2 separate regions of the Homo sapiens genome follow, and region 2 is linked to region 1. The links are chromatin contacts, found by Hi-C or POLR2A ChIA-PET in ENCODE. All regions are on one chromosome and are shown on one strand. Each heading gives the region's core, a stretch centred on a gene start or an enhancer-like site at or near the end of the contact. The rest is flanking DNA. Distances are from core to core; before and after follow the strand shown.

The links. A loop is a pair of places that touch in the nucleus more often than their neighbours do. ChIA-PET counts read pairs that join two places held with the same protein, here RNA polymerase II (POLR2A). Pooled maps may share reads with other maps.
Region 2: a loop to region 1 is called in a map with no recorded cell type, with 20 times the contacts of the local background. The contact joins the promoter of CHFR here to the promoter of NOC4L in region 1. A Hi-C loop is called at or near these places in 1 of 37 single-sample maps with no recorded cell type and 8 of 50 pooled maps. POLR2A ChIA-PET finds 5 or more read pairs at or near these places in 3 of 52 experiments (BJ, Panc1 and activated CD4-positive, alpha-beta T cell).

Annotation. Positions count from the first base shown.
Region 1 is chr12:132,142,899-132,150,471 of GRCh38, reverse strand. NOC4L (nucleolar complex associated 4 homolog) reads right to left here and starts at 6,015. Exons shown (of 15, transcript NM_024078.3): 1 at 5,867-6,015; 2 at 5,498-5,618; 3 at 4,807-4,913; 4 at 3,084-3,191; 5 at 2,690-2,839; 6 at 2,493-2,592; 7 at 2,366-2,400; 8 at 1,813-1,863; 9 at 1,577-1,688. The coding sequence starts at 5,983. It overlaps DDX51 (DEAD-box helicase 51), which reads left to right and starts at 6,153. Exons shown (of 15, transcript NM_175066.4): 1 at 6,153-6,479; 2 at 6,563-6,777. The coding sequence starts at 6,176. RefSeq lists enhancers at 5,933-6,232, 7,162-7,573 and silencers at 6,243-6,292, 6,363-6,562.
Region 2 is chr12:132,883,329-132,890,604 of GRCh38, reverse strand. CHFR (checkpoint with forkhead and ring finger domains) reads left to right here and starts at 3,000. Exons shown (of 18, transcript NM_001161346.2): 1 at 3,000-3,058; 2 at 3,265-3,409. The coding sequence starts at 3,277. It overlaps CHFR-DT (CHFR divergent transcript), which reads right to left and starts at 2,763. Exons shown (of 2, transcript NR_110919.1): 1 at 2,673-2,763; 2 at 2,034-2,485. RefSeq lists enhancers at 604-1,404, 1,405-2,207, 2,544-2,953 and a silencer at 3,024-3,143.

The DNA of each region.
Region 1 (7,573 bases), core at 4,766-7,265:
GGGGATTAGGGGTGTGGTGTGAGCGAGGCGGCGGCACTCACCGAGGGGATTAGGGGTGTGGTGTGAGCGAGGCGGCGGCACTCACCGAGGGGATTAGGGGTGTGGTGTGAGCGAGGCGGCGGCACTCACCGAGGGGATTAGGGGTGTGGTGTGAGCGAGGCGGCGGCACTCACCGAGGGGATTAGGGGTGTGGTGTGAGCGAGGCGGCGGCACTCACCGAGGGGATTAGGGGTGTGGTGTGAGCGAGGCGGCGGCACTCACCGAGGGGATTAGGGGTGTGGTGTGAGCGAGGCGGCGGCACTCACCGAGGGGATTAGGGGTGTGGTGTGAGCGAGGCGGCGGCACTCACCGAGGGGATTAGGGGTGTGGTGTGAGCGAGGCGGCGGCACTCACCGAGGGGATTAGGGGTGTGGTGTGAGCGAGGCGGCGGCACTCACCGAGGGGATTAGGGGTGTGAGCGAGGCGGCGGCACTCACCGAGGGGATTAGGGGTGTGGTGTGAGTGAGGCGGCGGCACTCACCGAGGGGATTAGGGGTGTGGTATGAGCGAGGCGGCGGCACTCACCGAGGGGATTAGGGGTGTGGTAGGAGTGAGGCGGCGGCACTCACCGAGGGGATTAGGGGTGTGGTGTGAGCGAGGCGGCGGCACTCACCGAGGGGATTAGGGGTGTGGTGTGAGCGAGGCGGCGGCACTCACCGAGGGGATTAGGGGTGTGGTGTGAGCGAGGCGGCCGCACTCACCGAGGGGATTAGGGGTGTGGTGTGAGTGAGGCGGCCGCACTCACCGAGGGGATTAGGGGTGTGGTAGGAGTGAGGCGGCGGCACTCACCGAGGGGATTAGGGGTGTGGTGTGAGCGAGGCGGCGGCACTCACCGAGGGGATTAGGGGTGTGGTGTGAGTGAGGCGGCGGCACTCACCGAGGGGATTAGGGGTGTGGTGTGAGTGAGGCGGCGGCACTCACCGAGGGGATTAGGGGTGTGGTGTGAGCGAGGCGGCGGCACTCACCGAGGGGATTAGGGGTGTGGTGTGAGCGAGGCGGCGGCACTCACCGAGGGGATTAGGGGTGTGGTGTGAGCGAGGCGGCGGCACTCACCGAGGGGATTAGGGGTGTGGTGTGAGCGAGGCGGCGGCACTCACCGAGGGGATTAGGGGTGTGGTGTGAGCGAGGCGGCGGCACTCACCGAGGGGATTAGGGGTGTGGTGTGAGCGAGGCGGCGGCACTCACCGAGGGGATTAGGGGTGTGGTGTGAGCGAGGCGGCGGCACTCACCGAGGGGATTAGGGGTGTGGTGTGAGCGAGGCGGCGGCACTCACCGAGGGGATTAGGGGTGTGGTAGGAGTGAGGCGGCGGCACTCACCGAGGGGATTAGGGGTGTGGTAGGAGTGAGGCGGCGGCACTCACCGAGGGGATTAGGGGTGTGGTGTGAGTGAGGCGGCGGCACTCACCGAGGGGATTAGGGGTGTGGTAGGAGTGAGGCGGCGGCACTCACCGAGGGGATTAGGGGTGTGGTAGGAGTGAGGCGGCGGCACTCACCGAGGGGATTAGGGGTGTGGTGTGAGCGAGGCGGCGGCACTCACCGAGGTCGCAGGCGCGGGTGAGGAAGTCGATCATGAGCGTGGGCTGCGCCAGCTGCGGCAGGATGGCGTCATGCACAATCAGCAGCACCTTCTTGTAGAGGCTGAGGGGCAGCTGGGCGGGGGCCGGCAGGTGGGGGTGAGGGGCGGGTGGGCGGGGGCCGGCGGGTCGGGGTGAGGCCTCCGCCCTGGGGGAGACCCGGATGCCGCCCCCGCCCCCTCCCCGGCCTGGCCCCTACCTTGTGCTTGAGGAAGCTGAGCCACATGGCCTGGAAAACCCTCCTGTGCTCCTGCAACGGGGTCCAGACTGCACTCGCCGCCCTCCCCACCCCAGACCAGAGCCCGAGCAGCTGCCAGGGCACCCCGAAGCCCAGCCTGAGCCAACACAAGCCTGCTCTCCACTTTTCTGACCCTGCCTTCCTTCTTCCTGTCCCCATTCAAGTCAGGTACGCCTTGCCCTCGAGGCTGGAGTCTCAGAACAGCCAAGAAAGCAGCTTTGGCAAGACCATGGCCAAGAGGGGGGCTGCGCCCAAAACAGCCCACGGGGCCCACAGGTGGCACCAGAGGCTTGACTCCAAGAGGCGGCGGTGGCCTCTGACCCAAGGGAGGGTCCCGAGTTCACAGGTCTCGTCACCTCCCACACTTCGAGTGACCTGGTGGCCGTGCAAGCTGCCACCTGTACCCTGGGAGTTTCCTCTGGTGAGGAAGGCGGCAGCCTCCATGGGGTCTCACATGCACCCCACACACACCCCCAAACCCGGGAGGGTGCCCGGCTCTCCAGAAGCAACTCACCTTCAGGTGAGCAACCTTCCAGGTGTCCCACAGCTCTGCAGGGAAAGCGAGGGCAAAGGTCACCTGACCCGCAGGGGAGGCAGACCAAGGCTCAGCCCTGTCCGCCCCTGACTCTCAGCACACTCACCCGCCCGCTTCACATAGAAGCTGGAGACGGTGGGCTCCCGGCGGGGCAGGCTCACGGCAGACAGCAGCGTGAAGGCATTGTTCCAAAAGGCGGGGGGCACCTGCGGAGCCTGGCCTGAGTGCCTGGACGCCGCCCCCCAGTCCCTGCCTCCCTGGGAGGCAACAGCATGATGCTGGCGACAGGACCCCATCACCCACCTCGGGGTGCTGGCCAGTGACCCGGGCCACGGCATCCACGGCTGCCTGCATGGTGTGGTAGCGGGTGTCGTCGTAGTCCAGGTACTCCCGGAACTGGGACAGGAGCAGGCTCTGGTCCTCCTCAGGAGACAGCAGGCCTCCCACCACCAACTAGGGGCAAGGACCAGTGAGCAGCCCTGCCCGGCCCAGCATACGCCAGCAAGGTCCAGGCAGGCAGCCCTGCCCCATCGAGCCCCCCAGGCAGACTCCTCCTGGTTGGGTGGGCCACAGGAGCCACAGGAGTGTCCCAGCCAACAGCCAGGCTCAGCTCAGCAGGCCCCGCCCCCACTACGGGGCCATCCTGGGATCTGGCCAGCCAGCCAGGCCCTCTGGGAGTCCCCAGCAAGGCCCTCACCTTGAAGAGCTCTCGGGGGAACAGGTAGTTGCCTTCCCACTTGGACTTCTCCAGGGGGTGCGCTCCTTCCAGCTGCACGAACTTCAGGAGTGCGCTGAGGGCCAGCTCCTGGGAAGGGGGCAGTGCAGGGTGGCTGTGATGCCCTCACCCCACGGATGGGCCCAGAGCTCAGCCCAGTCAGGGAGCCCCTCCCATCTAGGCCCAGAGCTGAGAAAAGGGCGGCCGGGCCTTCTCTTGCTCCACACGCCACCAGATGCCACTCTGGGCTTCCGTGTCCCACCCATGACGTAGAGATGACAAGATCTCTAGTTAAAGAGATCCAGTGCTCACGACAGAGTCTGGCGGGGGAAGGGTACACAGCCCAGGTCTGCTTTATGGGCCACCTGACTGCTCTCTCGTCACCTGTGTCACGGGAATGCCACCATAACCCTTGGGAACAGCTGTGAAAACACAGGCGTGTGATGCCAGCATGGTGCCCAACTCAGACCCAGGCTTGGAAGCTCTCATCTCGGGGTGGCAAACTCAGTGCTTTCAGGGCCCAGGCAAATGACACCACAAAGCAAAAGAGCCTCGTGCGGGATGACAGGAGCACACGGCTGTCTCAGAGCTGTCTCTGACTCTCCCTCCAGCCAATCGCAGCCATGAACAAACTTAGACCCCGTGTTGACAGAACTGATTATTTCTTTCTGAGAAGGTGGAAACTGGTTATTTTCACGTGGTATCTCCCCAACATTTAAAAGTCTGCAGCTCGGCTATAATTATAGACAGACGTGTTGGCGAGGATGTGGAGTATGGAACTCTCAAATGCTGCCAGGGGGAGGGTAAGATAGCGCAGCTACTATGGAAAACAGTCTTGTAGTTCCTCAGAACATTAAAAACACAGCTGCTGTGTGGCCTTGTAATTCCACTGATAAGGCATATTCAAGCAAAAGAAACATCACACAAGAGTTTGTACGCGAACGTTCACAGTCCGCTGTTCGTAACAGCCAAAGGTGGAAACGACGCAAATGCCCAGCAACCTACGAGCGGCTGAACGATACGTGCTGTGCTATACGACGCGCTGCTACTCAGCCACAAAGAGAACGAACTTCGAACACGCCGATGAGTGGAAGAAGCCACATACCGTATGATCCCCCTTATGAGGAGCGTCTAAAAAAAGCAAACCCATTGATCCAGGAAGTAACCACTGATCCAGGAGTGGCTGCCTGGGGCTGGGGGTGGAAAGGGGCGGGATATGGAAGCGATGGTAACTGGTACAGGATTTCTTTTCGGGGCGATAAAGATGTTCTGGGATAGCGGCAACCACTGCACAACACAGTAACAGATGCTAACTTCTCAGCTTTAAACGGTAAACTGTGCCTCAGTTATTCCTCACTACAGATTTTAAGAAAGCTCATAATGCATTCCCATGGCTGCAGACCACAGTGTGATCTGAGCAAACACATCTGTGGACTGGCACGAGGCTTGGTGTGCGTGCTCTATGCAAACACAGAGATCCCCGTGGATGCCACTGGAAATGAACACGGATTCTGCGTCTTCAATATTCACTACAGGACTCGATAGCCATGTTTCTGAATGGGACTGAACACCCACAGGGTGATGCTCCCATGAAGGAAGCAGCTTTGCCTGGACAATTGTGGGAGCCCCAGACCTCTGCTTTGTGGATAACCTGGGAGTTGGGGTGCAGGGGATGGACAAGGATGAGGCCAGCCCAATGACCCACCTTGACCTGAAAGGAGGGGTGGCCCAGGAGCTCTCCCAAGCGATTGCAGCAGCTGTGATAGCGGTGTCTCATCCACACCTTGTACTTCCGTGTGGCTCCCTGGGACCCTGCAGACAGGTTAGGGTGGTCAGCCCACGTGAGGCCCACATACGCCACCCTGGGCCCAGCCCAAAATCTCAGGCCTGGCTCCACCCTCCCATTGTCTTCTACTCAGCCTCCGCAGGTGGAAACAGGTCGCTAAGGCCCCCAGACCTGTGCTGAGACCAGCACATTCCCTGAGCCCTGCAAACAGGAAGAGCACCTCCTACCCCAGGACTGCCCCAGCCAAGCTGCCAGGAGCAGGATCCACATCCCCTCTCTTTACTCCAAGACCTGACGTCCCCAGGATGGGGACATAAAGGAAGCTCCGAGTTTAAGCGACCGTGTCAGGATCAGTCAACATCAAATTACAAAAGGGGTGCAAAGCACACAAAAAGTCGTACCTTGTCCAGTGTTCATCTACACTCAGCTGCAGGGCACCCATGTCACCCCTGCCCCAACGCCACCATCCATCTTCCACGGTGGGCTTGGTGCGTCCTCCCACCAGCCTGCACGGCCTGTGCCAGGGTTGGGGGCGCTCATCCCATGGTGACAAAGCCTCCCTCCGACCCACGGAAAGAGAAGAGCAGCCCCGGGGCCCTCCAGGGCTCACCTGTCATGACCATCTCCTCAGAGGGCAGCTGGCCCACAAACAGCTCTCCCCGCTCCAGCAAGGCCCCGAAAAGACGGCTGCACGTGCGGACTGCTTCCTGGATCTCCTCCTGGTCCTCAGACTGCAGGAGAGGCGGCGGCAGGGTGCCCGGCCGCCAACTGTCACCTTCGCCCCTGCCTAGGCTGCCCCCAACCCGTTCCCTTCCCCCTCGGGACGCCAGCCCCGTCACCCCCGACCCGTGACCCACACGCCTCCCACCCTGACCCCCCAACGCCGTCTCGGAACCTCCTGGGGACCTGCCGCCGCAGCCCCCCATTCAAGTCCCGCTCCCGTGCCGCGACTCCGGCCCTGCGACGCCGCCAGGCCCACCTGCAGCACGGCCAGGATGTCGAACACGGCGTTGGCCTCACTGCGGCTCGCCAGCACCGCCTCCAGCCGGCGGCCCAGAGCCCGGCGAACTCCCGCGGCGCCCGGCTCCCGCTCCATGCCGCCCCCAACACGGAACAACGCGGATTCTCAGCCGCCGGCGCTCCCGTGACGTCACCACTGCGCGTAGAACCCGACGTCATCTCTACGCGCCGTACCCCAACCCCATCTTTTGCGCGGAGCCCGAGTCGCAGGCGTGCCGCCGACGTCATCGCAGCGCGCCACGCCCGAGTCCCAGGCGTGCGGCTGGCCATGGCGCTGTTCTACGTCGCGCGGTACCCGGGCCCCGATGCGGCAGCTGCGGCGGGGCCGGAGGGCGCGGAGGCCGGGGCGCACGGCAGGGCCCGCGCGCTGCTCGAGCGGCTGCAGAGCCGGGCCCGCGAACGGCAGCAGCAGCGGGAGCCCGCGCAGACCGAGGCGGCTGCATCGACCGAGCCGGCGACCAGGAGGCGACGGCGGCCCCGGCGGCGGCGGCGGGTGAACGACGCGGAGCCGGGGAGCCCGGAGGCGCCGCAGGGAAAGCGACGGAAGGCGGACGGCGAGGACGCGGGCGCAGGTGGGCCGCGGGGCGAGCGGGCTCCCTCTGGGGCGCCGGCGACTCGGTGCTGACGCGCTGCCGGGTGGGTGTCTGCCTCGCAGAAAGCAACGAGGAGGCGCCAGGGGAGCCCAGCGCAGGGAGCAGCGAGGAGGCGCCAGGGGAGCCCAGCGCAGGGAGCAGCGAGGAGGCGCCGGGGGAGCGCAGCACCAGCGCCAGCGCCGAGGCGGCCCCAGATGGACCGGCCCTGGAGGAGGCGGCCGGACCCCTGGTCCCCGGCCTGGTGCTGGGGGGGTTCGGGAAGAGGAAGGCGCCGAAGGTGAGCCTCGGCGGGCGGGAGGGTGGTCGGCGTGAGAGGGTAGGCTGCGCGGATTCTTAAGTGCGGCGGTCGCCCCGGAAGATTTCGTTCAGCGAATGTTCCCGGGTCACAGCCGCGCCTCGCTGCCAGGTCTGCAGTTTCATCGCCTAGGGGTCTGGATCCTGCACGTGCAGAGCTCCCGTTTCCTCTGCTAGGCTTGCCCCTGTCCTCCCGCCGCGCCGCGCCAGTTCTGCAAGATGTGTTTGCGTGAACGTGCGGGGTTTCCTGCTGTGCGCTCACCGCCTCAGGAGTAAGTCAGAGGCCGTTCTGCAAGCTCCTGACCGTTGGTGTTTTTGCTTAGCACGTGTGGTTTTCGGTAAAGAGATTTCCGGCGAGACAGGTGAAGAAAGCGAGAAGTTTGACAGAGTGCTCGGGCACCTTAGGTAGGGCAGGTGGAGGAGGTTCTCTTTGAGTTGGGATGCAAAGACTTGAAGCCAGGTCAAGGTTGGGGGTTGGGGGTGCCAGGCAGAGGCCTCGAGGCAGGGACGCCGGCGTGGCTGGGGCAGGCGAGCGCCAGGTCACAGGACCTCCTGGCTGCGGGAGGGTGGGTGCCACTGTGGGTTGATGGGAGGCTACAGAGTGAGTTTGCTCAGGGAGTGGCATCTGCTTTTACTGTTTAACTTCTGAAGGCTGTATGGAAAGCGCATCCTGGGGCTGAGAAGGAGCTGAAGACGACAGAGGTTTCCCCAGCCTCCCTCCCCTAGCTTTTTCCACCGTGGGCTTCTGCGCGAGAGCCTGGAAAGCGCTCACCTGGCCT
Region 2 (7,276 bases), core at 1,751-4,250, 740 kb before region 1:
GAAGAGGGAGGAATGGAGGGTGGAAGTTTGCCCATAGTGAAGGAGGCAAGCCCAGAGAAAAGAGAGGGTAGAGACATGGAGAGAAGGGGGTGGGGGGTGCTTGCCACCCAGGAAAGTGAAGAAGGGGTAGAGACACGGAGAGAAGGGGTTGGGGGGTTCTTGCCCCCCAAAAAAGCATTACTTGCCACTAAGGGTGAAGGACCAAGGCAGGCGTCCCTGCATGGTCAGACACCTCTGAAACGTGGGTGAATAATCAGGCAGGCGTCCCTGCGCGATTAAACACCAAGGGAAGACTGTCTTCCCGAGTCCATGACCGGCGCCGGAATTTTGGGTTCATGGATAAAACGCGTCTCCTTTGTCTCTACCAGAAAAGGAAAGGAACTGAAATTAAGAGTAGGGAGAGATTAAAGTGTGGCACCAAGATTGAAAGGAGAAAGAGGTTGAAGGATAGTGAGAGAGGTGGGAGAAGAGAGTGAAAAGAGGCCATTACCCGATTTAAAATTGGTGAGATGTTCCTTGGGCTGGTTGGTCTGAGGACCTGAGGTCGTAGGTGGATCTTTCTCACGGAGCAAAGAGTAGGACAGGGGATTGATCTCCCAAGGGAGGTCTCCCGATCCGAGTCACGGCACCAAATTTCACTCGCGTCCATGTGAAGAGACGATCAAACAGGCTTTGTGTGAGCAATAAAGTTTTTTACTCACCTGGGTGTAGGCGGGCTGAGTCCGAAAAGAGAGTCAGCAAAGGGCAGATAGGGGTAGTGGGGCCGTTTTATAAGATTTAAGTAGGTAAACGAAAATTACAGTCAAAGGGGGGTTGTTCTCTGGTGGGCAGGGGTGGGGGTCACAAGGTGCTCAATGAGGGAGCTTTTTGAGCCAGGATGAGCCAGGAGAAGGAATTTCACAAGGTAATGTCATCAGTTAAGGCAAGGACCGGCCATTTTCACTTCTTTTGTAGTGGAATGTCATCAGCTAAGGCAGGAACAGGCCATTTTCACTTCTTTTGTGATTCTTCAGTTACTTCAGGCCATCTAGGCATATATATACATGCAGGTCACAGGGGATGCGATGGCTTAGCTTAGGTTCAGAGGCCTGACATGATCCACCTGCCTCAGCCTCCCAAACTGCTGGGATTACAGACGTGAGCCACTGCGCCCAGCCGGTTTTACACCTTTTAGGGAGAAAGTTCATAGATGGATTCAAAGATTTTCTGATTGGCACTTGGTTGAAAGAGTTGTTATTATCTAAAGACCTGGAATCAATAGAAAGGATTGTCTGGGTTAAGCTAAGGGAGACAAAGTTTCTATTTTGTTATTTTTTTTTTGACAGGGTCTCTGTTGCCCAGGCTGGATTGCAGTGGCACAGACTGTGGTTTACCGCAGCCTTGTCCTCCCGGGCTCAAGGAATCTGCCCACCTCAGCCTCCTGAATAGCTGGGACTATAGGCATGTGCTGTCATCATGTCCAGCTAAGACGGGGTCTCCCCATGTTGCCCAGGATGGTCTGAATTCCTGGGCTCAAGCGATCCACCCACCTCGGCCTCCCAAAGTGCTAGGATTACAGGCTTGAGCACCACCACTCTGGCCATTCTAATGCAGATGCCGCTCCAGGCAGCAGGCTTCAGAGAGAATAGATGGTAAACTTTTCTTATCAGAGTTAAAAAGGTGCCAGAGTCTTACATTCTCTCCTGGATCAGGAAAAGATGTGGAAAAGGAAGGAGATTCTCTACAAAGTAGATTTCCCCCAGGAGACAGTTTTGCAGGGCTACGTAAAACTATGTTAAATAAATACATGTCAGGGTAAAATACTTCGTTTTCTTCCAGGGCCTGCTATTTGTCATGTGATGTATCTTAATGCTACAGACCGTTTGGTCAGCCTTAAGTTGTCTGTTTTAACGTCGACGCTGGTCAGTTATACCTGAATTCCAAAGGGAGGACAGTATAATGGGACATATCCAAACCCTGCTTCCCATCAGGGACTGAACTGGTTTTTCAGATTAACTTTGGCGTTGAGAGACTCAGTTCATTCAGTTGGTTGGGGAGGCTTACAATTTTATTTTTGGTTTACAAGGTATAGATAACTATGCCTATACCTATATATACAAATGTTTATATATGTATATATGTGTGTATATATGGTTTGTTTTACACAAATGGATGCCTACTTTATTTATTTTGGTAGCGATGAGGTCTCAGGCTAATCTCGAACTCCTGGGCTCGAGATCCTCCTGCCTAGGCCTTCCAAAGCACTTAGATTACAGGCGTAAGTCACTGCGCCCGGTCCTGCTTCACCCTCTTAAAACCGCCCTTGGGGGCTCCTCATGAGTGCAGACATTGGCGCGTTCCTCCAAACCGCACAGACTCCCCCTGCGTGGACGCGTCTCGCCGTCTTTACTCCTCTTTCGCCGACCTTTCACTTTCAGGGAATACCCTCTGGCGCCCTTCTCTGGAGCACACACGTGAACGCCGCCGGATTCCAAGAAGTGAGATACTGAGGCAAAAGTTACGCGCGTTCAGAACAGGAAGACCCCGCAAAACGCCGGCCAAGACGTGGCCCCGCGTCCACCCTGCCCACAAGCAGCCGCTCCCACTCGCGGACCGCGCCCTGTGCCTCAGACTTCGGATCTGTGTGATCCACTGTGTGCAACTGTACCCGAAAGGGTCCCCACGTGCACTACCTCGTGACAACTAAGATGGACCGTCTTCTACTCCTAGGAGTCATCCCCAGATTAGCGGGGCTCTCAGAATCCTTGGGGCTTCCAATCCGGAAGTTCCCCGTCCCTTCTGCCCCAACATAACATGGCGCCGACCGCAGCCACTTCCGTGATCCGCAGGCGACGAAGTCGCCTGGTCAGGATCAAAGATGGCCGAGCGCCCTCCACGCGCCTACTCTCGCGGGCCACTCCCGGCTCCGCTTTAGCTGCCGCTCTTGGTGAGCGCCGCCGCCAGCCAATCGCGGGGCGCAGAGGCCTCTGGCCCCGCCCCGCGGATCAGCTGAGGGAGCCGCAATGTCTCTTGACAGCGGCGGCGGCGCAGCCGGTTCCGGGTTCGGCGCGGGGCGGGGGTAAGCGCGGCTGGCGAGGGGGCTGCGGCGGGCGGCGAAGGGGGACCTGGTTGCGGCCGTGGGAGGGGGCGCCCGCCGGCGTCCAGGCCGGGCTGCGGGGCTGCGTGGGCGCGGGCGGCCGGGCCGGGGCCCGCGGGGTGGGGCGGGCGCCGAGTCTCGGCCTCTGGGGTCGGGAGTCTCCATGGGCGTTTCCGGGGTCTCCGCAGATGTGAATCCCGATGGAGCGGCCCGAGGAAGGCAAGCAGTCGCCGCCGCCGCAGCCCTGGGGACGGCTCCTGCGTCTGGGCGCGGAGGAGGGCGAGCCGCACGTCCTCCTGAGGAAGCGGGAGTGGACCATCGGGCGGAGACGAGGTGCGGGGCTGAGGCCGGGGCCGGGGGCCGGGGCCGGGCAGAGCCACCGGGTTGCGGGCAGGCCACACGGGCGGCGGTGCAGTGTGCGCTCCAGATTTTTCCGTGGAGTGAAATGTCATGTAAGAACTGGTATTTATTCGGTGTTCTGCCCACCGATTCTTGCGCATGATTCACGCACATCATTTAGCCTTCGTTACAACTGTATAAGTTAGTTGTGTTCATATACTCTCCAGAATGCAATATTGTCACGTTCGTTGCCGTACAGAGTATCTTTTCTGACTGTAATGGAACGAAATTAAAAATAATAGAAGGAAAAGTGGAAAATTCACAGATATGTGGACATGAAACACCACACTCTTAAAGCAACCGGTGGGTCAAATAAGTCTTTACAACGGGGACCTTGTTTTGAGACAAATGAAACAAAAATAGAATACACCAAAAGGTATTTAGGATGCAGCCAAGGCAGTACTCAGAGGGAAATTTATAGCTGTAGTGCTTATATTAAAAAAGATCTCAAGTCCCAGCCCCTAGAATATTTATTTATTTAATAAACCTGGAAAGCTAAAAACTTGAACAAAGTCATACAACGGGTGAGAGAAAGTTCCCTCAGCCTCCACATTCACTGCCTCCAGTCTCCCAAGTGACCATCTGGTTGTTTGATTTCCTCTGAAGCCTTTGTATGGGGAGAGAAATGCGCTGGTCCTGTCAACAAAAATGTTTAGTTTGTCTGAAAATTAATGAATTAGCTCCGACATTATACTCTAAAAAGGAGCGAGGATGGGAAATATTTGCTGTTTGGAAGCAATTTTTTTTTTTTTTTTGGTTAATTTCACCCCTTATAATGTGCTTGCACCTGGTTTTTTTTGTTTTTTTGTTTGTTTTTTTGAGATAAGAGTCTTGCTCTGTGGCCCAGACTGGGGTGCAGTGGTGTGATCTCAGCTCACTGCACCCTCTGCCTCCCGGTTCAAGTGATTCTCCCGCCTCAGCCTCGGAGTAGCTGGGACTACAGGCGTGCGCCACCATGCCTGGCTAATTTTTGTATTTTTAGTAGAGATGAGCTTTCGCCATATTGCCCAGGCTGGTCTTGAACAACTGAACTAAAGTGATTCACCTGCTTCGGCCTCCGAAAGTGCTGGGATTACAGGTGTGAACCACTGTGTCTGACCTGGTTTTGTTTTTTGGGGTGTTTTGGTAGTCTTACATTCCAGTATCAAGTCAAAGTTTATTTTACAACTTTGAAAGTATTTAGATATCATCATAACATATCAAAATTATCCCTTTAAGACAAGAGGAAGTATTTGAAGATTTTTCCCTTTGTCTTTACTTGATAGACTAGGAGGTTTGGTGAAGAGCAGAGGCCCTAGAGACAAATTATGTGGGTTTCCAATCTGTCAACACATTACTCTGGGCTAACGACATCTTTCTGCGCCTATGTACCTACTTCATAGATTTGCTCTGAGGAGTTAATGAGATCATACACGGACTGCTTAGAAGGAACTTTAGCGTTAGCACTTAGCATTAGCCATTGTTATTGTAACATGTTATACATGTTATTACATGGTAGGACATTACATGTTAAGACAAGGAGAGAAAATATGTCGTTGAGTTTATCTTTTAATAGGAACGATTTTAGTGAATTTATAAATAATGTTGCCAGCAAAAACTTTAAGATTATTGTATTAGTTTGTTCATACTACCATAGCAAAATACTACATTCTGGGTGGCTTAAGCAACAGAAATTTATTTATTTATTTATTTATTTATTTATTTATTTATATATTTTTTGAGACAGAGTCTCACTCTATCACCCAGGCTGGAGTGCAGTGGCGCGATCTCGGCCCACTGCAAGCTCCACCTCCCGGGTTCTTGCCATTCTTCTGCCTCAGCCTCCCGAGTAGCTGGGACTACAGGCGCCCACCACCACGCCTGGCAGTGGTATTTTGTATTTTTAGTAGAGACGGGGTTTCACCATGTTAGCCAGGATGGTCTCAATCTCCTGACCTCGTGATCTGCCTGCCTCAGCCTCCCAAAGTGCTGGGATTACAGGCGTGAGCTATCGCGCCCGGCCAGAAATTTATTTTTTATTTTATTTTATTTTTTTAATTTTTGAGATAGAGTCCTGCTCTGTCACCCAGGCTGGAGTGCAGTGGCATGATCTCGGCTCACTGCAACTTCCCTCTTCCAGGTTCAAGCGATTCTCCTGCCTCAGCCTCCCGAGTAGCTGGGACTACAGGCACGTACCACCACACCTGGCTTATTTTTTTCTATTTTAGTAGAGATGGGGTTTCACTGTGTTGCCCAGGCTGGTCTCGAACTCCTGAGCTCCAGCAATCTGTCTGCCTCGGCCTCTCAAAGTGCTAGGATTACAGGTGTGAGCCACTGTGCCTGGCCAGAAATTTATTTTCATGGTTCAGGAGGCTGGGAAGTCCAAGATCAAGGTGTTGGCAGATTGGGTTCCTGGTGAGGGCTCTCTTGGCTTGCAGGTGGCCACTTTCTTGCTGTGTCCTCACATGGCAGAGAGGGGGACTCTGCTTGCTCTCTCTGCCTCCTCTTAAGAGGGCACCAGCCCTGTGACATCTGATTCCCACCTAGTGACCTCATTTAACATTTATCAGCTCACAGGCCCCATTTCCAAATACAGTCACATTGGGGATTAGGACTTAAATATATGAATTTTAGGGGGGTACAGACACTCAGTTACAAACATTCAGTTCCTAACAGTTGTAGAACTTGATTATTTTATTTATTTATTTTATATATATATATGTATTTTTTTTTTTGAGACGGAGTTTTGCTCTTATTGCCCAGGCTGTAGTGCAGTGGTGCCTTCTTGGCTCAACCTCCAACCTCCCGGGTTCAAGCAATTCTCCTGCCTCAGCCTCCCGAGTAGCTGGGATTACAAGTATGTGCTACCACGCTCAGCTACTTTTTGTATTTTTAGTAGAGACGGGGTTTCTCCATGTTCGTCAGGCTGGTCTTGAACTCCTGACCTCAGGTGATCCACCCGCCTCGGCTTCCCAAAGTGCTGGGATTACAGGCGTGAGCCACTGTGCCCGGCCTGATATATTTATTTTTTGAGACGGAGTCTTACTCTGTCACCCAGGCTGGAGTGCAGTGGTGCGATCTTCACTCACTACAACCTGCATCTTCCAGGTTAAAGTGATTCTCCTGCCTGAGCCTCCAGACTAGCTGAGATTTCAGGCGTGTGCCACCACACCTGGCTAGTTTTTTGGTATTTTTAGTAGAGATGAGGTTTTACCATGTTGGTCAGGCTGGTCTTGAACTCCTGGCCTCAAATCAAATGATCCACCTGCCTTGGCCTCCCAAAGCGTTGGGATTACAGCCATGAGCCACCTCGCCCAGACAGAACTTGATTATTTTAAAGCAATGATGTGCCTGCCATTTATAAGGCATTATTTGGGGGAAAAGGGAAAGCCTAGGTAACGTGTAGGAAGGGGTGCAACAACCTTGTTTTCCCAAAGAGCTCTTTATCCAGTCTGGAGTGCAGTGGCACGATCTCGGCTCACTGCAAGCTCTGCCTCTTGGGTTCACACCATTCTCCTGCCTCAACCTCCCAAGTAGCTGGGACTACAGGCACCCGCCACCATGCCCGGCTAATTTTTTTTGTATTTTTAGTAGAGACAGGGTTTCACCATGTTAGCCAGGATGGTCTTGATCTCCTGACCTCATGATCCACCCGCCTCGGCCTCCCAAAGTGCTGGGATTAGAGGCGTGAGCCACTGCGCCCAGTCTTTTTTTTTTTTTTTTTGAGACGGAGTTTCACTCCTATTTCTCAGGCTGGAGTGCAATGATGTGATCTCGGCTCACTGCAACCTCCGCCTCCCAGGTTCAAGTGATTCTCCTTCC